2 separate regions of the Homo sapiens genome follow, and region 1 is linked to region 2. Evidence: read pairs that join two places in POLR2A ChIA-PET (ENCODE). Cell type or tissue: PC-3. All regions are shown on one strand. Each heading gives the region's core, and the rest is flanking DNA. Links, peaks and the distances in the headings are about the cores only. Region 1 overlaps LOC105372529 (a long non-coding RNA gene). Region 2 has its middle 12 kb from the start of LINC01752.

What was found. Peaks named below come from ENCODE experiments on the same cell type or tissue, not always from the same donor. Only the 100,000 strongest peaks of a DNase experiment are listed, where the experiment ranks them.
Region 1: POLR2A ChIA-PET joins it to region 2 with 5 read pairs; 1 of 35 experiments calls an interaction of 5 or more read pairs at or near these places.

Annotation. Positions count from the first base shown.
Region 1 is chr20:11,327,053-11,336,224 of GRCh38, forward strand. All of the region lies in intron 2 of LOC105372529 (a long non-coding RNA gene), which reads right to left. Among named protein-coding and RNA genes, the nearest start is that of LINC02871, 310 kb to the left of the region's middle. In PC-3, for the core only: no CTCF peak of the experiment used is centred there; a DNase peak (open chromatin) is centred at 4,209.
Region 2 is chr20:10,736,441-10,745,612 of GRCh38, forward strand. No RefSeq gene overlaps it. Among named protein-coding and RNA genes, the nearest start is that of LINC01752, 12 kb to the right of the region's middle. In PC-3, for the core only: no CTCF peak of the experiment used is centred there; no DNase peak of the experiment used is centred there; H3K4me3 peaks cover 641 bases; H3K27ac peaks cover 368 bases.

The DNA.
Region 1 (9,172 bases), core at 2,455-6,454, 590 kb after region 2:
CAAAAACAAGAAAAAATAAAGCTACCTTGTTTAGGATTGCATCCATAGTCAGAAAGCAAGGAACTAATGATAACAAGTTCAGAAGTAGCTCTGATCAGAAAGTTGGGGAACTTCTGGAATGATGGCCCATTTCTCTTTTTTTTTGTTTGTTTGTTTTTTTCTGAGACAGGGTCTCACTCTGTCGCTCAGGCTGGAGCGCAGTGGCGCGATCACAGCTCACTGTAAGCTCCACCTCCCGGGTTCACGCCATTCTCCTGCCTCAGCCTCCCAAGTAGCTGGGACTACAGGCGCCTGCCACCATACCTGGCTAATTTTTTTGTATTTTTAGTAAAGACAGGGTTATGTTGGTCCACTTCTTGATCTGCATAGTGAATACATGAGTATTGTCTTTACAATAAATCATTAAGTTGTACCTTCAGTTTTTGTGGACTTTTCTGTAAGCATGCCACATATTATAACAAAAAGATTAAAACCATATTATTTTAATGGCTGCATTTTACTTAATGATTTACCTCATTGATAAATATTTACATTGCCTCCTCTTGTTTTCCCTGCTCAAAATAGTGTTTCAGTAGGCAAATCTTCATATGTATTTTTAAACTTCTTTCTTAGAATAGATTCCTGAAAGAGAAAAGACTGGGCCTAACCATATGGAGTTTTAAAGTGTTCTTGATATAGCATTAAAATATTTTCCAAGAATACTGCACCAGCTGCACTCCCTATAATGTAAAGATTTCTGAATCATTGCACATTCACCAGTATCAAATACTATAGTTTTTTTTAACCTATGCTTATTTAACTGGAGTGGGGAGATGGTGTTGAGAAACCAATATCGTGCTATTTTAATTTACATTTACTTGATTTCTGCCTAGTAAAATTGTTAAAGTATGCTACAACATTCAGATTGAAGGATCAAGAGTCAAATTTTTGGTGTTCGAATTCTGGCACTACCGCCCACACACTACTTGGCTTTGTGATGTTACCTAATCTTTGAGGGTCAAATTCCGTACATGTAATATAGAAAAGGGTGCTGTGATAATTAAATAAATTTTCTCATATAATAAGCATAGCACACTACTTGGCATATTTTAAGTCCCCTGTAAATGTGTGTGTGTGTGTGTGTGTGTGTGTATGTGTGTGTGAATAGTGTTGCATGGAGCACTGGAGATATGGGACATTAAGGGTGGAAAGATGAAGGAGGGAGGGAGAGAAGGATAGAGGATGAAAAGAAGGAAAAGAGATAAGAAGGGAGGGAAAGAGGGGAGGAGAAGAGCAAAGGAAAGAGGTTGGGAAGGAGAGGAAAGAAAGGAGGAAGGTTTGGAGTGGGGAAAGCAGGAGCTGATGGAGGAAGTTCTAAAGGGAGTAATGAATCAAGTGTTGGATGATAAGTTAAAGGGACTGGTGATCAGAAGCATTCAGTTCTTTATTCCTCCCAGAACAAGAGTTTATTTTTCAAAATTTAAAAACACAATATAGAGATAAACCATACCGGAAGCAAGTGTCAGTGATCAAGGCTCTGGAGACCCACAGTTCTGGTTCTATCAGTCTTTAGCTACATACTCTGGAACCACAACTCTCCGAACCACAGCAAACACCTAATGTTCGCTGCCTGCCTAAGAATTAAATAAGAAGTATATATAAAGCCTGGTTCACAGTATATTTCAGAAAATGAAAAAAGATCTTGTTTGACAATCACTACAAAAGTATTAGCAATGGCTTAACGTGTCATTACCTTAAAATTGGTAAATTTTAAATACCAGAATGTGATGAAAGAATTAATCACTTAGGAAAGGTTCATGGACTATTAGCATGTGAGTGTGCGTATGTGAGTGTGTGTTTGCCCATTCAGGGTAGAATCTGGAACGAAAATGTGGATAGCACAAATAAAGAAGAGATATTGAGAAAGTGTTCTTTGACCCATTTCCTTGAGCTATCAGGAAAATCACGGAAATCCCCGGTGTTGTTTGGCAGTTGAGTGGAACAAGGAAGGCACGGTGGCAGCCCTTGGCTGAGAATAAGAGAATCTTTACCTCCGTCATCACACCCAGAAAGACTTGGACTTACTGAAGCCAAGAGAGGCAAGTTAACAATGTTAGACCAAAGAGGCCGGGAACATGGGGTCTGAAACATCATGAGCTACACGGGACACATTTTATCAGGTAATCACATGTAAGTATCATGCACAATATGACCATTTCATTCTGTAACGTCAATTCCAATTCATAGCATGGGTATGCCTTGCTATTTTTCAGTGGTATTCCAAATATGCTCAAGAATAGCCGACTTTAAAAAAATATGAATAGAGGACCAAAAATACAAAGACAAAAAAACCAGTGTGTGAGTATCTGCAGGGATTTTACTTCATGGTGTTAATGATGTGAGATGAACTATTGGATGACTCAGTCAAGCTTGTCAGCCTAACTGCCATTCCTACAGGTTCTATTATTGTGTTCTCAAATCTCAACAAGCCTAGTAGAAAAGAAAAGACTCTAGGAATCAGGTTACATAAAGGGAAAAAAAAAACAGTGTGCTCTCTGGGAGCTGCAACCTAGTTAATGTATAAATAATGGCAAATTTATATTATAAAATATGTATTAAACATAGAGGATGACTGTCAGGTAAGGCTGTGGCCCTAGTAGATGAATCTCTTTCTCATACTCATGAAACCCTTCAAAACAATTGATGGATATGGGATCTGCTGAAAATCCTTCCACTTTTTGGACTAAGAATATCAGACTCAAATACTCAAATATTTTCCCGCATGAGAGAAATACTTCTCTAAGCTGTAACACGACAGCCCCTTCTAAACCTAGAAAGCTGATTACTAAGCTATCTGTGTTTGAACCAGCTCCCACAAATGTTGCTTATGAAATAACTTTATCTAGTTGAACTGATAACAATAGCTTTTGAAATTATAATATAACAATAAGAAAAACAAATCAAAAGTAATTCATTAGTCCCTAAAAAGGGCATTTCCTTGTAATGGTAGTATGTCATTTGGTTCTAGATTGCAATGGTAACATTCCCTTGAGGTAGAAGAGCTTTTATCTAATAATCTACAATTTCTATATGAGTCTTTTTTATCTGGAGCAGTAGTGAATGGTCTTAAAGGAGCCCAGACTTTATTTTGTGTATATCTTCTGGCACATATCACAGTTAATGGAGCTCTTTAAGATTTTCTCTAATGATGTTAATCAACACATTTTATAGTCCTAATCTGTAATTTAAATGGGAATCTAAGAATAAGATAGCATTTGGCTCAGAAGTAAAATGTGGGAACACCCTGGGCACACTGATTTATTTTGGTAAACAGAGCTGGCAAAGTTGATTTTAAGGCAAGAAGGCATATTTGATGAGAACAAGATGATAGGAGATTCTTCAAAACAATTGATGGATTTGGGATCTGCTGAAAATCCTTCCACTTTGTCTAATGTCTGATGATCAAATATCTTTGTACTGTGACCAGAGGGACATAATGAGTTAAAACACACACACACACACACACACACACACACACACACAAAAAAAAAAAAAAACGAACCAACCAGACAGAAGTTTACACCTGGGAAATTAAATTATCTGAATGGGGATCCTACAAGAAATATTCTCTAACTCCTGGATTCTGTCATAAGTGTCCTCTACAAAGTACTGAGATCATTTGTGTCTTGGCCTTCCCATGAACAGGATTGTGTTCTAAGTTGTATTGCTATTTTTCACAGAAAAATAAGTGGACAGTAAGGGAACAAATGGCTAATTGACTGGTTCCATCTCATTGGAGAAGGAGGAACACTGTCTAAATTGAAAGCAAATTTAATTTTTCCCTAAGTCATGTTTCTTGATGTCTCTGCAACATATAATGCACTTGACCATTCTTGTTTTAAAGCAAAAACAGCTTTGTTACGTTTTTGTTACTTAGCAAATTTGTAGTGATTTTAGAAAATTCACACAATATGGGAAAAAAATAAAAAAGAAAGTGAGAACCATCAAAATTCCTCTAATCATCATCCCTTTGACCCCTAAATAGCTAGGTCACCATTTTCAACATTGTAAAGATCATCTTCCTAGATATTTTTCTATTCCTTAAAGAAAGAACATCTATATGATTTACATAGATGGTATTATTTAAAAAGTGAGATGATGTGTCTCTTGCTCTCACTTATCAGCATGCCAAGTGCCCGATCTGGTTCAATAATACAGACATGCCTCATCTTTTTTATTAGGGCGATGTAATACTCCTTTGAATGTATGAGTCACATTTTATTTTACCAGTCTTCTAGCTGACAGACACTTAGCTTGTGTCCAATTTCTTATTATAGTAAACTACACTGCCATGAAAGTCCCAACTCTGTAACAGACACCTGGAGTGCCTTCCACCTCACTGGTAGTGTCCAGATTCTTGGACTTTTTTGGCCACTTTATCCTACACCATTTAAAAATGCTTCTTGCACCTCCTCTCTGAGAAAATACAAGCTCTGGAGCCAGACTGCCTAGATTTAATCTTATGATGTCTCTGTTACTATGGGCATTATTCTTTTACCTCTCTTGTGCCACAGCCTCCCGGCTATAAAATAAAAACAGACAACAATATGCATATCCTAGTTATAATATGGATAATAATAATAATATCAAATGAAATTATCCGTGTATAATGTTTGGCATGTATGTGTTCAATGTATTTCAACTATGGCCATTATTGTGATGTTCTCATTCATCTCTCTCAGAAAACCATTTCCCGTGTATTCCTGATCTTTCCTACTCAAGATTTCTAAATTATGTCTTTTGCCCACAAGTGTTCATTGCATGTTCTCAAATTTCTGGAAGACATTTATGCTGGATGTTCTAACACCACATAAATTTTATACAGATCAAAATGGCTACCAAATGACCTTAATACAATCCTCAGTGTCATATGTTATGGTTTCTCTTGTCTACTATATGCCCAGTCAGTCACAAATTCATGCTGAGTTTTCTCATTTCCTCAATGTGTTCCAAACCTATCTCTTTCCATCACCCTATTTCCAGCTTAGGTCAGACACTGCTGGGCTCATACTCAGATGATGGAATTATTAACACCTTTACGGAGACAATGCTTTCCATAAATGACATATCAGGAGGAAATCCAATATATTTGACAAGTGAAATCATCACTGCTGCTGTTATTGAGACAGGATTTAGGGCTTGGAACTCCACCTCTCTTCCTTCATCTTCCCCAAATGCCCCCTTAAGTAACTGAACCCCAATTATTCCTCCGGAAAGAGGAATTTCCCTTCAAGCTTCCACTTGCTTTTTCTCCAAGCTCTCCTGCACATGGGAGACAACATAATCAAACTAATGATACAACTGTGGTCACATTTCTCCCATGACCCAATCTATGCATAGTTGCATTCAAATTCCATCACTGACATTCAGTTCCTTCTCAAAAACTCCAAATTTAGCCCCAAGAAGTATTTTTGACTTTATAAATAAATCTATTCCAAAGTGGCCCAATAAGAATCTACATCATCATCTTGTTGTTACACATCTTGGTGTGGGGTTCATGCCCTCAAAGGCTGGCTTCCTTCCACCCACATGCTCTGACATCTCCACAAGCCCTCAAGGGCTTATTTAAATTCTGTCTCTGTGGTTTCACAAACATTATGGGACTCCCCTCTTAGATTTGAGCTCCCTTTTCTCTGATCTGCAGAAGTATCACATATTTCTGAATATCATTTTGTACTGAGAATGTGTCATGTTTTCTAAAACTTAAATTAATTTTTCAATGCCTTAGAGTGCCTCATACATGCTTAAAGTTCAGTCATAGACGCTGGTATCCCTGGATACAGTGTGCTCCAACAAGGCAAATTTTAAGATGCTGTGAAGGATTGGAAGGCTGTGAGTATCACCCTTCAGTCATTTACTTTTCATTTGTAACCAATGATGTTTCTTTTGGGGTATATTTGTATTCACTCTCACATCTTTTACGATTACAACTGTGGTTATTCTTCTGTAAAAATAAAACTTTGGTTTTTCTTTATTGAAAAAGGTAATATATGTATATATTAAAAACACAAATCATCTCCCAAAGTTATACAGTAGAAATAAGCATCCTTCTCCCTCCAAATCCCTCATCTCCTAGTTCTACTTCAAGGCCAGCATTGTTACAAATGTCTTAGTGATTATCTTGTAATCATAATTTGGCCCTGGACTTAACGCTGCCATTTCACCACAAAATTACGTTTTATTTCTCTCTGTGTCTGAAACAGTCAAGCAGACTTTGCAATCTCCTTCCTATCCTCAAGGATTACTGGCATCCTAGAAAACCTCCCAAGGCCCCACCCCTCTATGCTCTGGCTCAAAGCATCCCTTCAGTTTTAAACATTTGATAATGAGCTCACTGACCTTTTATTTAGACTAACTCTTCCTCTATTCCCACTTGGATAACTCAAATCAGACCCCTACAGCATCCAGTCTCCAAATTCCTGGAAGAGAACTACCAAGAGTAGAGTACTAATGTGGAACTTGGGCAACCAAAAAGAGTAAAGCCCATTAAATTAGCTTATCCATGAAAAAAAAAAAAAGTTGCTTATACTGAATTTGAAAATAAAGAAATATGAATAAATCTTGTTTGATGTGTTTGGATATAATTTAGAAGGTAAGAGAAAGAGCAGAGGGAATGGGGCAAATGAAAAACAGGGTTTGGGCAGGGTTACATTAAAGTGATTTCATTGATGAGATTTAAAAACTTAAAGTAATAATTAATTACTTTTATTTATTTTATTTTAGCATTTTATAAATAAATACAATTTTTATTTATAAATAAATAAAAATAAATATTTATTTAAAGTATTGAGTTAAAATTTAAGGTAAATTTTATTGATGAGAAATTCTGACTGAGGCAGGATCTCTGGACTAGATTCAGAACAAACATAATAAAATTCTCCACAGCTTGTGTGGATGCACACACCTACCTCTTCCCACACATGCCAACCAAAGAGATTCCATGACCAATTTCTGAAAAAACTTACATCTCAGGCCACACATGTTCTCTGCTGGGTATATTAATGGAAAGGCTGAATTCACAAACATCTATTTTCCAGAACTACTATTATACAAGCTGGGCTCTAATCACAGTCTGGGCCAAATTACTCTGCTCTGGTTTTAGAAGAATTCAGTTGGCGAGAAACAGTTGACTTGAAAACAGTCATTAGCTGAGTTCCTGACAACTTTATTGAATCAGAAAATTTATTTTTTTCAATACATTTGAACATGTCATGGATGCTTTTATGTAACACAAAGAGGTAGAATTAGACAATCCCTAAGATTTCTGCAAATTCTAAAATATTGTTATTAATATTACATCAAGTGACTGGGCAATATTCATACTCCTTAATGGGTATTCACCCTACTGAGTTTACAATTCAAATTATGGAAGTTTAAGAAGGATTCAATTCTGAGATTTGGAAGCAGCTATAAGATTGTTGAAAGTGTATTTGCTAAAGCAACATAGTTTAGTTTAGTATCCCTGCCTCCTACCAGCTAGGATTCAGGACAAGTTCCTTAAACCCTCTGAGTTTTTGTTTCTTGTCCTACAAACCTGAGATAATAATGACTTGCTTCACAGGGATGTGTGGAGATAAAATGAGATAACATGTGTTAAACAGCTGGCAGGTAATCAAGAAAACTTAACTCCCTTCCCCCACTCTCAATGAAGAGCAATTTCAAGATGGGAATCACTAGCATTTTTCCTGGGATGTGATTTTACCAGCCCTAGGGATAGAAGGTTAGGTCAAGAGCCTTTAGAGAGTAAAAAACACCCACGCAGTGAGAATATGCATTCCAGGCATTTAGGCAGCTTCACCTCTCACAGGGCCTTGAGAACAGGGCTTAGGAAGAAATCTCTGAGACTTTTGGTCTCCTGTTGTATGGTGCAAAGAAATGAGATTGTAGAGTTAGATTACGTATTAGCACAGTGCGTTTGAGACAAAAGCTGAAGTGGATGAAAAGAACCACATAGAAATAGCTGTATATTACACTGGCTCATATGTTCCTGTCAAGTAGAAAGTAGATGCCAGAAAGTCCTTTTAGCAATTGAAGAGCCAACAATATATGCAAAAAAAAAAAAATGGCCCAGGACAAAAAGAAAGGTTTTATATACTTTTGCATTTCGGTAAAACACAGGTAAGCATGTGCTGAGAGTTTGTGGTGGTTTGGAATCATTTTTATTCTGTGGATGACTTCAGAATGACAACTTTGATAGATTCATTCTTGCCAACAGAGTATATATAAATTCACTCTATGAATGAAAGGAGAGAATGGGAGTGTTTTCATGATCCATCTTAAGACTTTAATTGGCCAGGAACCCATCAATGTGCTAAGGCATGCATGCTATCTTAGAATTAATAGAACAAGAATGCTACAGCCTAAGAGATCTTCCTGAAAGAATAGGAGAAACCTCTGATTGCCCCCAAGTTCTCTGTTCAAGTGTATTTTAGAACTCATACTGAACTTATATTTACTCCTATTCTGATGAAATGTACTAAGACGGTATGTAATTGTATACATGATATAACCCAACTAAAAGCAGGGGTGTTGGGAAAGAATATGCAGTACTGATCCTTATTGAACACCTACTAAACTACAGGCAATTTGAATGTATTGTTTAGATTTTTCAAAGATTTCCAATGAAAGGGTTATAATACTAATTTTTCAAAAGAGGACAATTACATCTCATCTGATGCTGGTCAAAGGTAAACCAAAAATAGCCTTTGCTGTGAGAAGAATCATCTGACCTCCTGTCTCCTAAACTCCTAATGTTGTTCATTGAAAAGTAGCTTGCATGAAAGTGACCTTCTTTTTTCAAAAGGCTTTTTTTCCTCATCCCAGTGAACCCTGGTAGTATTCTGAGTGTAGAAAATAAAACAACAACAAAATGAGCTGAGACATTCAATTTCTCTTCCAAATCAATTCCTGCTTGCTAGGGCTTGAATGGAAACATGCTTTTTTTTTTTTTTGCATCATTGAATGAAGCTATTTGTTAAGATGTGTTTATTAGACTTACATAAGAGTTCTTGCCCAAAGAACTCACACTCAGTTTAAGGGGGAACAATCTTTATGATCTCTGGCTCTTTCATTTTAACATTACAGTGAAAGGCTCATCAACATGTCTACTTTTTAATTTCCACAGATGAAGAAG
Region 2 (9,172 bases), core at 2,683-6,682:
TGTTATGGTTCTGGAGCCCTCTGAAATTCTAGGGTGTGGTGAACTCGGTGAGGATTTAGGCCTCTCTAGATAAAAATTGTGCTCTCTGGTCTCTTATCTCCTGGGGAGGCTCTTGCAGCCCATTCAGAAATTCTAGAACAGTTGAGAAAGCAGACACCTCTCAGTATCTAGTGGGACTGAAGGAGAACAAAAGGGAAGACAGAAGTGGTAAGTGTAGTGATATCTAATGTTGCCTGGTCTTCGGCTAAATCTCCAGTACTGTTGTAAGCGTGATACCTGGACTGCATTTACTTGTTTAGTTAATTACTCCAGTGATTTAGAGCAGTAGGTGGGGCATGTGTGTGAACCCAGGAAGCTAAGAGGGTGGACAAGGGTTTGCAAGTGGATGGAAAAGGATGCTTTCAGTCTGAGTGGCTGGCTGACTAAGTGATTTGAGGTTCACAGTGGTGGCCCCCAAATTTCTGATTAGAAGGGCTCAGAAGCCTGCAGTTCAGTTGGAAAAGGTGTATGGAACCAGTTTTGAAGCTTCTTTGCTTGACACACAAATGGTTTTTGCATAGTGTGTATGTTTATTAGTAGGGGGATGTCTGTCGGTACTGTCGGTAGAGATTGTGGGGCTGGACTCCTGCTTATAAAGCTATTCCATGGTACTGCCGATTGGTCTTCAGCAGATCTTCTGCATACCAGGGGCAAAGTATCTGAAATTACATCAGACAAATGATAAAGTACATCAAATAAATGAAGACTAATTTATTAATGTTTTGCATTTGCTCTGCAGGTTTGCTTTTTCTTTCTTTCTTTCTTTTTGAGACGGAGTCTTGCTCTGTCGCCCAGGCTGAAGTGCAAGGTTTGCTTTTTCTAACTTTATTCTTTGAGGATTAATTTACATTCAGTGAAATGCACAGATCTGAAGTATACAGTTTGAGTTTTGACAAATATATACTCCCATGGATCCACCACCATAGTCAAGATTTAGAACATTTTCATCTCCCTAGAATGTCCCTTTCTGCCCCATTCTAGTCAATTCCTCCCCCTCCATCCACCCCAGGTAACCAATGTTCTGATTTTTATCACTAGAGATTAGTTTTACCTGATCTAGAATTTCATATAAATGGAGTCCAACAATATTCACTACTTTGAGTCTGGCTTCCCTCACTTAGTGTTATCTTCTTGAAGTTCATCCACATTGTTGTGTGTATCAAGAGTTTATTCCTTTTAACTACTGAATAGTATGCCACTGTATGATTATACCACACTTTAAACATCTAATCTTGCTGATGGACATTTGAGTTATTTCTTATTTTTGGCCATTGCAAATAAAACTGGTATGAAAGTTCATGTACAAGACTTTTGTTGGCAGATGCACTTATTTCTTTTGTGTAGATACCCAGTAGTGGAATTGCTGGGTCAGAGGGAAAGTGTATGTTTTATGTCATAAGAAACCACCAAGCAGTTTTCCAAGGCAGTTGTGCCATTTCACGCTCTTACTCAAGACTTTCTCTCAAACAATTAGCAGCACAGAAAGGCGGACTTTTGTACTACTTTCTCTCACCACCCCCATCTCCTTTTTGCCTTGTCAAACCAGTCAACTCTAGAAAACTTGAACATATGGCAGGACTCAATAATACACATTCAGATTATTTAGGCTCTCCATTTTCTCATTCATTCTGTGAAAAAAATCATTGTCACTAGACACAAAGAAATGAAAGGGTGGACTTCAAAATCCAGGGAGAAAGCAACAACTAACTTCGTACTTAATGGTGGCTATTAAATCACCTTCAGATCATGAAAAAAGCAAAAATATTTACTCTGGCCAATTCCATTAACATTGTACTATAGTTCATACCAGTGCCATAAGGCAAGAAAAAGAAAAACAGGCATAGAGATTGAAAAGAAGAATACAACTCTTTACTCACAAATGGCATTTTTATCTATGTAACAATCCTGAGAAATTGACACAAAAGCTTCTAGAACTAATATGTAAGTGTAGCAAGATTTCAGTACTCAAGGTTGATATACAAAATCAATAGTATTTGTGTATCCAACAGCAAACAATTGAAAATAAAATTAAAAATACCATTTAAAGTAGCGTCAAAAAGCATAACATACTTAAACTTATTTCTAACAAAATGTGCAAGACTTGTACACAAAAATACAAAACATTTCAGTCATGGAAGACCTAATAAATGGAAAACTATGCCACATGCATGGTTTAGAAAACTCAATATCATTAAGATGTCAGTTCTTCTCAAATTGCTCTCTAGCAGGAATTGGCAAATATTTTGTGTAAAGGGACAGACAATAAATATTTTAGGTTTTGTAGGCTATATGATATTAATTGTGGCTATTAAACCCTGCCTTTGCAATGCAAAAGTATAGATAATATGTAAATGAACAAGTGTGGCTGTGTCTCCATAAAACTTCATTTACAAAAACAGGTGGGGGGCTAGATTGTCCCTCTTCTATTGCACATAAACTGAAAAACAAGAGGTAAAACCAGAGGGACTCTAGGGTGGCTTCCAACTTTGTCTTTTTCTAATTGTGCTAGAGAAAGAGAGAATATAAGTTATACCTGCTTCTTTGGCTGCTAATTCTCTTGCCAACCTTATCTTCATATATAAAAGGTGAGTATTAAGTCTACTTGGTAGTGTTGACGGGGGGATTAAGTGAAATAATGTAAAAATCTGGGACGATGTCAGACTTGTTCAAAGATATTCACACTTCCCCTGCTCTCTGTTATATTTTCCCATTTGTTTTCAGAATTTAGCTTTAAGGTTTGGGAATCCAAATACTGTTTTCAATCAAGCAGCCAAGGCTTCAGATGACAAGCTTGTGTGTGTTTGGAAAACGTGGCCTCATGATGTGCACACCTAGGACTGGTGCAGCTGTCATACTGCCATTTCTTAGTGTAGGGTGCTGGGGTTTGAATTTTGATAATCCCTGTGGGACACCTCAGAAGGACTAGGCTTTATCTCCAAAGGGGTCACAGTGAGTAGAGTTTTGGCTTTATCTCCAAAGGGGTCACAGTGAGTAGAGTTTAGGATGCCATGGGGTTGCAGTCCAGAATCACCAGGCACCTAGTCCCATTTCTTTTTTAAGAAGACATGCTGCTTCTTGTAAACATTACACTCCAGCCTCCCGGCATAATCCCAAATAATGTCATTTCTGGGAAAAGTTGATAAGTGGTGAGAATTTAAGCCTTTTCATCTGTTGGGAATAAAAGTGGGTAGACATGCAGAAGTTTTCTTCTACCTTACATAGTTGCACCTCCTCGGCATTCACTTTCCTTTCACTTTCTGGAATTGAGCTGGCCAGAGATGAGGATCGGTATGCTGCTTCCTTCAGCCCTGCCCTGTGTGGCGTTTGTCTTGCAACTTTCCCATGCTTGTTTCAACAGGAAAAAAAGCAAAGAGATTGACATATAGCTACCCCGAGGCTAGATTGTCACCGAAATAGATTTCTCCAAATAAAAATAAGGGCCGTTTTTGCTTGCAAGGCCTTGCAATGAAACAGAGTTAATAAAAACTGCATGGGAAACTCACATTGCAGCTATAAAAATATTAAAAAATAGAATTCTTAGCTAAAGTCAGCAGTGATTGTTGGCTCGAGGTAGAAATTAGGGAGTAAAACATTCTGAAACACTCATTGAAAGTGAAGAGAGGGAAGAATTATTACCCTTTATCCATTTGGTTAACCCTTCAGAAGTAAAGCTAGAGTCACACTTGCTTAGCAAGTGATTAAGTACTGGGTTTTTAAGCGTAGGACAGACCATTTTCTCCTGTGGCTAACCTGTAACAAACAGAAAATAGGGCCACTTAAAAATTAGCACAAACATATATAAGAAACAAAGCTGCTCCAACAGGAAAACTTGGTAAGATCATTGACGAAAACGTCTACAGCTTCATTCGTTCTTCTCCTTCAGCCTCTGTCCCTGTGTGTGTATATCAGATGTCTCTGAGGTTAAAGCTTGTGTGTCCTCCTGGGCTGGAGTACAGGGACACCCTTCATCACTCTCCAGTCCCCAGTGCCCAGTGTCATCATCTGGAATATCTTCTGGAACCCTGGAGGGATGGTTTGTTTCTACAGCTCCCCACTAGCAGGGGTCTTTCCTCTAAGAATGGTGCTTCCAGGATCTCTCCAGGCTCAGTTTCAGGCGCCACTAGATCATCAGGGAATGGTGATTGATTATCTGAGAAATGTATCTATTTGCATTCAGGATTCACCAAGTCACTATTCTAATGGGAACTCACTAATTGGCTTCACTAATTCCCACTTAGAACTACAAGCATTAAAAGTCACAGTATCTAAGACAAGTGAGCTTTTAGCTCCTGGTTGCAATAGGGGAATTTATAAGAATATTTAGAAGTGATCCAGGTTCCTTTCTTTCCCTCTCCTTAAAGCACATAAACTCTGGTCATTTTCACAGGTTTTTGCTAATTAATACCACCACTGTGGAAATGGGGGCTGTTCTACAAACAAGCTGCAACAAATGGGATTTTTATTGCTGGTGGAAAAGTCTGGGGAATAATTAGCAGATCTATGGAGATCCCTTGACTCCGGGCATCTGCATGGTAATGGCCAACCCTGGAGATCACTCAGGGAAATGGGGTCGGACTTTCCACCTTAGGGCACATTTATATTGTCAGTTACAGCCTTCAAACTGCAGTGGGACAAATGTGGGAAAATATTTTGTGAAATACTAGACAAATGAACCTGGTGTTGACCAATCTCAACTAGGAAAACTGGCTCTGCTTTGCTAAGTGCTGTACAGCAGCCAAGACTCGCAAATGAAATATTTTGATATCTTGTTAAACTTGAGTCCCCAGAGGGAGGCACACACACATACACATGATGGACTCGGGTCCTCAAGGTGGAAGGCCAGAGAAGATTAGAGAAACGACTGGCTCGAGGGGGGAAGAGAGAACCGTGAGGTCATCTGGTCCAGAGGTTTGTACTCAAAGGATCCTTGGAGAGAATCCAGGGGGATTCTGTGAACTTGGATGGGAAAATAATTACATTTTTGTGTTCCCTAACGTCTAATTGAAATATACTCTTTCTTTCTATTTCAAATGAGGACAAAAAATCATAAGAACATCAGCTATACCCATGATATTGACACAGTGGAAATCAAAGATGTCTTTATATCATATTATAGTGTAGATATCTCAAGACATCATCTCTGCCCATCACTTCTGTGAAATTATGGTAGTTACTGAACCCACTGCTAGATCTTCTTCTTTAGTGTGCTACTAAAGAAAATACATATATTACTATATCACACATTTAAAACTATTTTGAGTACTGTGTTTTCTGTCATTAGGTTTTTGAGTAACTTTATATATTTTATCTACTTATGAGCAAAAAGCATTATTCTGAGAACAGGACATAGTCTTTATCACACTGCCAAGAGGTCCATAATACATGGTATAAGATCCCCTTCTCGCCCAGTCTTCTCTATTTACAGCTGAGGAAATCGAGGCAGCGCTGGCAAGTGGCAGAGAAAAAGCTGGAACCCCAAGGTGCTGTCTCTAAGTCTGTTCTCACCATTCTTCTGCAGGAGAAGAAAGTACCCTTGGTAAAAACAACATGGAATACTTTCTTAAAACAATGTTTCAACGTGTAGGAATCAGGGATGATAAGTAATTCCCGAGGCTAGTCTTAGCTAGAGAATTTGTTTTCAAATTCAAATATACTTTTCTACCTTCATTTTAAAGTGTGGACATTGCCAAGTTAAGTGAATGTTGTTATTTTAAAAAATTAACATGGAGGCCCAATTATGTGGGTTATATTTAAACAGTTCCACAGAATATATTTCATGTTATTTTCTACACCTATAGCAGCAAGTTTATCTCCTGCATATTTAAGGCAATTTGAAATGAAATTTTTAATCTGTGAACACCCCAACTGTGAGCCTTAGGAAGCTGGGTGTCAGACCAAGCTAGGTTACGATGAGTATGGATAATTTAAATTATCAACTTCATGTATTATCTAGAATGGCATGCATTGATTATATACATGTGTACATGTACTTACTAGTGGAAAAGACAAGAAGCACATTCATTTCAAGTAGTTGATGTCTCTCATGAAAGCATTAGCTGATTCTACTTCCTTGGTGTGGACATAAAGATGAAAGAAATTCAAATAAATTATCTCTTAATGGTTAAATTGATGGCACATTTTCTCAAAGCAATTGATCCTGACACATTGTGGTTTTCTAAATTTCATAATTTGTGGAATTGTAAAACTGTAGAATGGAAAGGGATCTTATATGTCATCTAATTCAGTAATTCTCAAACTTTAGATTTCTCGACCATTCTCTTTTTTCTTTTTCAGCAATTTATCAGATGGGACATAGATAGGGGCACATTTATTCATCTATTTTGGCTTTAATGTTTATGTTTTAGTTTTGAAATAATATCAGACTTATAAAAAAGTCACAAATATTGTATAATTTCAGTATGCCCTCATCCAGACTCTTCAAATAGTAATATTTCTTACAATTACAGTACAGTGATCAAAATGATAAAATTAACGTTGATACGATCCTATTGTCTAAGCTATAGTCTTTACTTAGATTTTACATTATTTCACTAATATCCTTTTCTTGATCCAGAATCCAATGTAGGATTGTATGTTGCATTTAGTTGTCACCTCTACTTATTCTCCTTTAATCTGAGACATTCCTCAGTCTTTCTTTGTGTTTTGTGACATTGAACGTTAAACATTTTGCCAGTGATTTTGTGAAAGTTTCCTCATTTTAGGTCTGTCTGATGTTTTTCATGATTCTTCTCAGGTTATGCACTTTTAGTAGGAATACCATGGAAGAGATATTGTGTCCTTCTCAGTGCAGCCTATTAGGAGGCATGTGGTGTTGATATCTTATCACTGGTGATATTAACTTTGATCACTTGGTTAACGGAGTGTCCGCTAGTTTCTCCACTATAAAATTACACATCTCCTGTTGTAATCAGTAAGTATTCTGTGGGGATATGCTTTGAGACTATATAAAAATCTTGTTTCCCCTCTTACTTTCACCTGCTAATTTTAATCAATGATCTTGCTTGAAACAACTGTTAGGATTGTATGAAAAAGTTTGTTAAAGAGAAGATTCAATATTTAACATGAAATCCACAATTTTAATTTTCTTGAGATTCAGCTTGGTTTTTTATAATTACTTCATTACCTTGCTTAATTTCTTTCTCTCATTATTTATTTACATTCTCATTATAAATGCCATGAGAATGTGACAGTTACGAATGTTCACACAATCTAAATGTCCTTGCAAGATAAGTGTGGTAATTCCTGAAGGTTCTGATCGGATTTCAAGTATTTAACAACACAGAAAAAGGCACAATGTGAATTATTTTATGCATGAATGTAATTTAATCACATCCCATGAGTACAGAAGAGCATAGTTATTTATACCTTCAAGGCTTCAAACACCTAATAAATACACACAATATTGAAAGGAAACCTTCATGTTACACAGGTGTCAAAATCATACATTTCATGTTGTACTCTAAGACTCATCAAAGTGAGCTGAAGCCTTGAGGACAGAGAGGGAGAATTGTGATCTGAAAATTTCTTGGATTAACATTTGACTATCGACTTCAGTATTTTTATAGCTCAAGTCTAGGTACACGTAAGTAAGCAGAAAAATAAAACTCCTACCTCGGATTTTACATGCTGCTTTGGAAGGTAATATAAGACTCTGAGATATATCTGGGCCTCCACAAAAAGAGAAAAGAGGCTTGCCTGCTTGTTCTTGGAATGCATGGGGCCAGCTGGTAGAGACCTATCTACAGCAATCCCCAAAATGTGAATAAGAATCAGCTTCTGGCTGAGCATGGTGGCTCACGCCTGTAATCCCAGCACTTTGGGAGGCTGAGGCAGGTGGATTGCTTTGAGCTCAGGAGTTTGAGGCCAGCCTGGGCAACATGGTGAAAGCCTGTCTCTACTAAAGACACAAAAATTAGTGGGGTGTGGTGGCACGCTTGTGGTCCCAGCTACTCAGGAGGCTGAGGTGGGAGAATCACTTGAACTCCAGAGGCCGAGGTTGCAGAGTGATCCCCTGTCTAAAAAAAAAAAAAAAAAAAAAAAGAATCAGCTTCCTACTAGACTGATTTTTTGTTTCAGGGCCAACTCTTAAAATATAGACATATGAAATAAAGATGTTGCTATAGGAGGGATCATTTTTCTTTTCCAAGATACCAAACAAAACAATTTCGTAAACCTTTAGCTAGTTCCTGCTTCACTTCATCAGAAGCCATTGCTGTTTCTAAGCCAGTTCTTAGAAAACTCAAGTGCTGGAAATGTAACACCTCCATCACCTCTCATCCCTTGTTACTGTCAAAACTCTTTCTTAATGCCCACCTGAGGACCTGCATCAATAAAAACCCAATCTTTCAAAATCTAATCATAATAGTAATGCCAAAACTTGTTTCTTGACCAACCCTTACCAACAATGTAATCAGCTCCTCAGAGGAAGATTTGAAAATACGATCATCAAGTATGTTGTGGACACAATGCTGAGAGGGAACACAATTTCTAGATAAGAGACTTAAATTGACTTTAAGATTGACTTAAAATTCAAAAGGCCATGACCGCTGAGTTTGGGCCAAATCTAACAAGTGGAAATGAACAGGGCTGTCTGTAAAATTGTTCACTTGGGTCAGAAATGATTTGCTGGCACAAGTACAGGTCAGAGAGGGAGCAAATGGAAAAACAAAATAAAACGAAAGAAAACCTTGGGAATTTTCACTGCAAATAAACTAAAGCTAGAGATGCAGAGTGGCTGGAAATGTAACTATTCCCACCCACTTCCGTGTGGGGCCCTTGAATGCAGAATTTATTCAACTGAAAGTGAAGACCTTGACCGAAATATCGAGGGCCTTGAGCTTATTTTCTTCTGTATGACCATCTTTCAGAAACAAATGAATTCTTTCAAAACAAAAAAAAAAAAAGAAAGAAGAAAAAAAAAGGAGAAACAAAAGTCAAAGAAGATTTTGAAAAAAGTAATAACTGACCAATTTGGCATTAAAAAACAAATATTTTGATGCATATGAGAATTAAACTTGTATAATGCAAAACCATCTCAAGTGTTCTGGGTATAGAAAATTATTTAATGAGGTCAAAATAGAGAGGTAGATGCAGTAGTTTTCATCAAATTCAC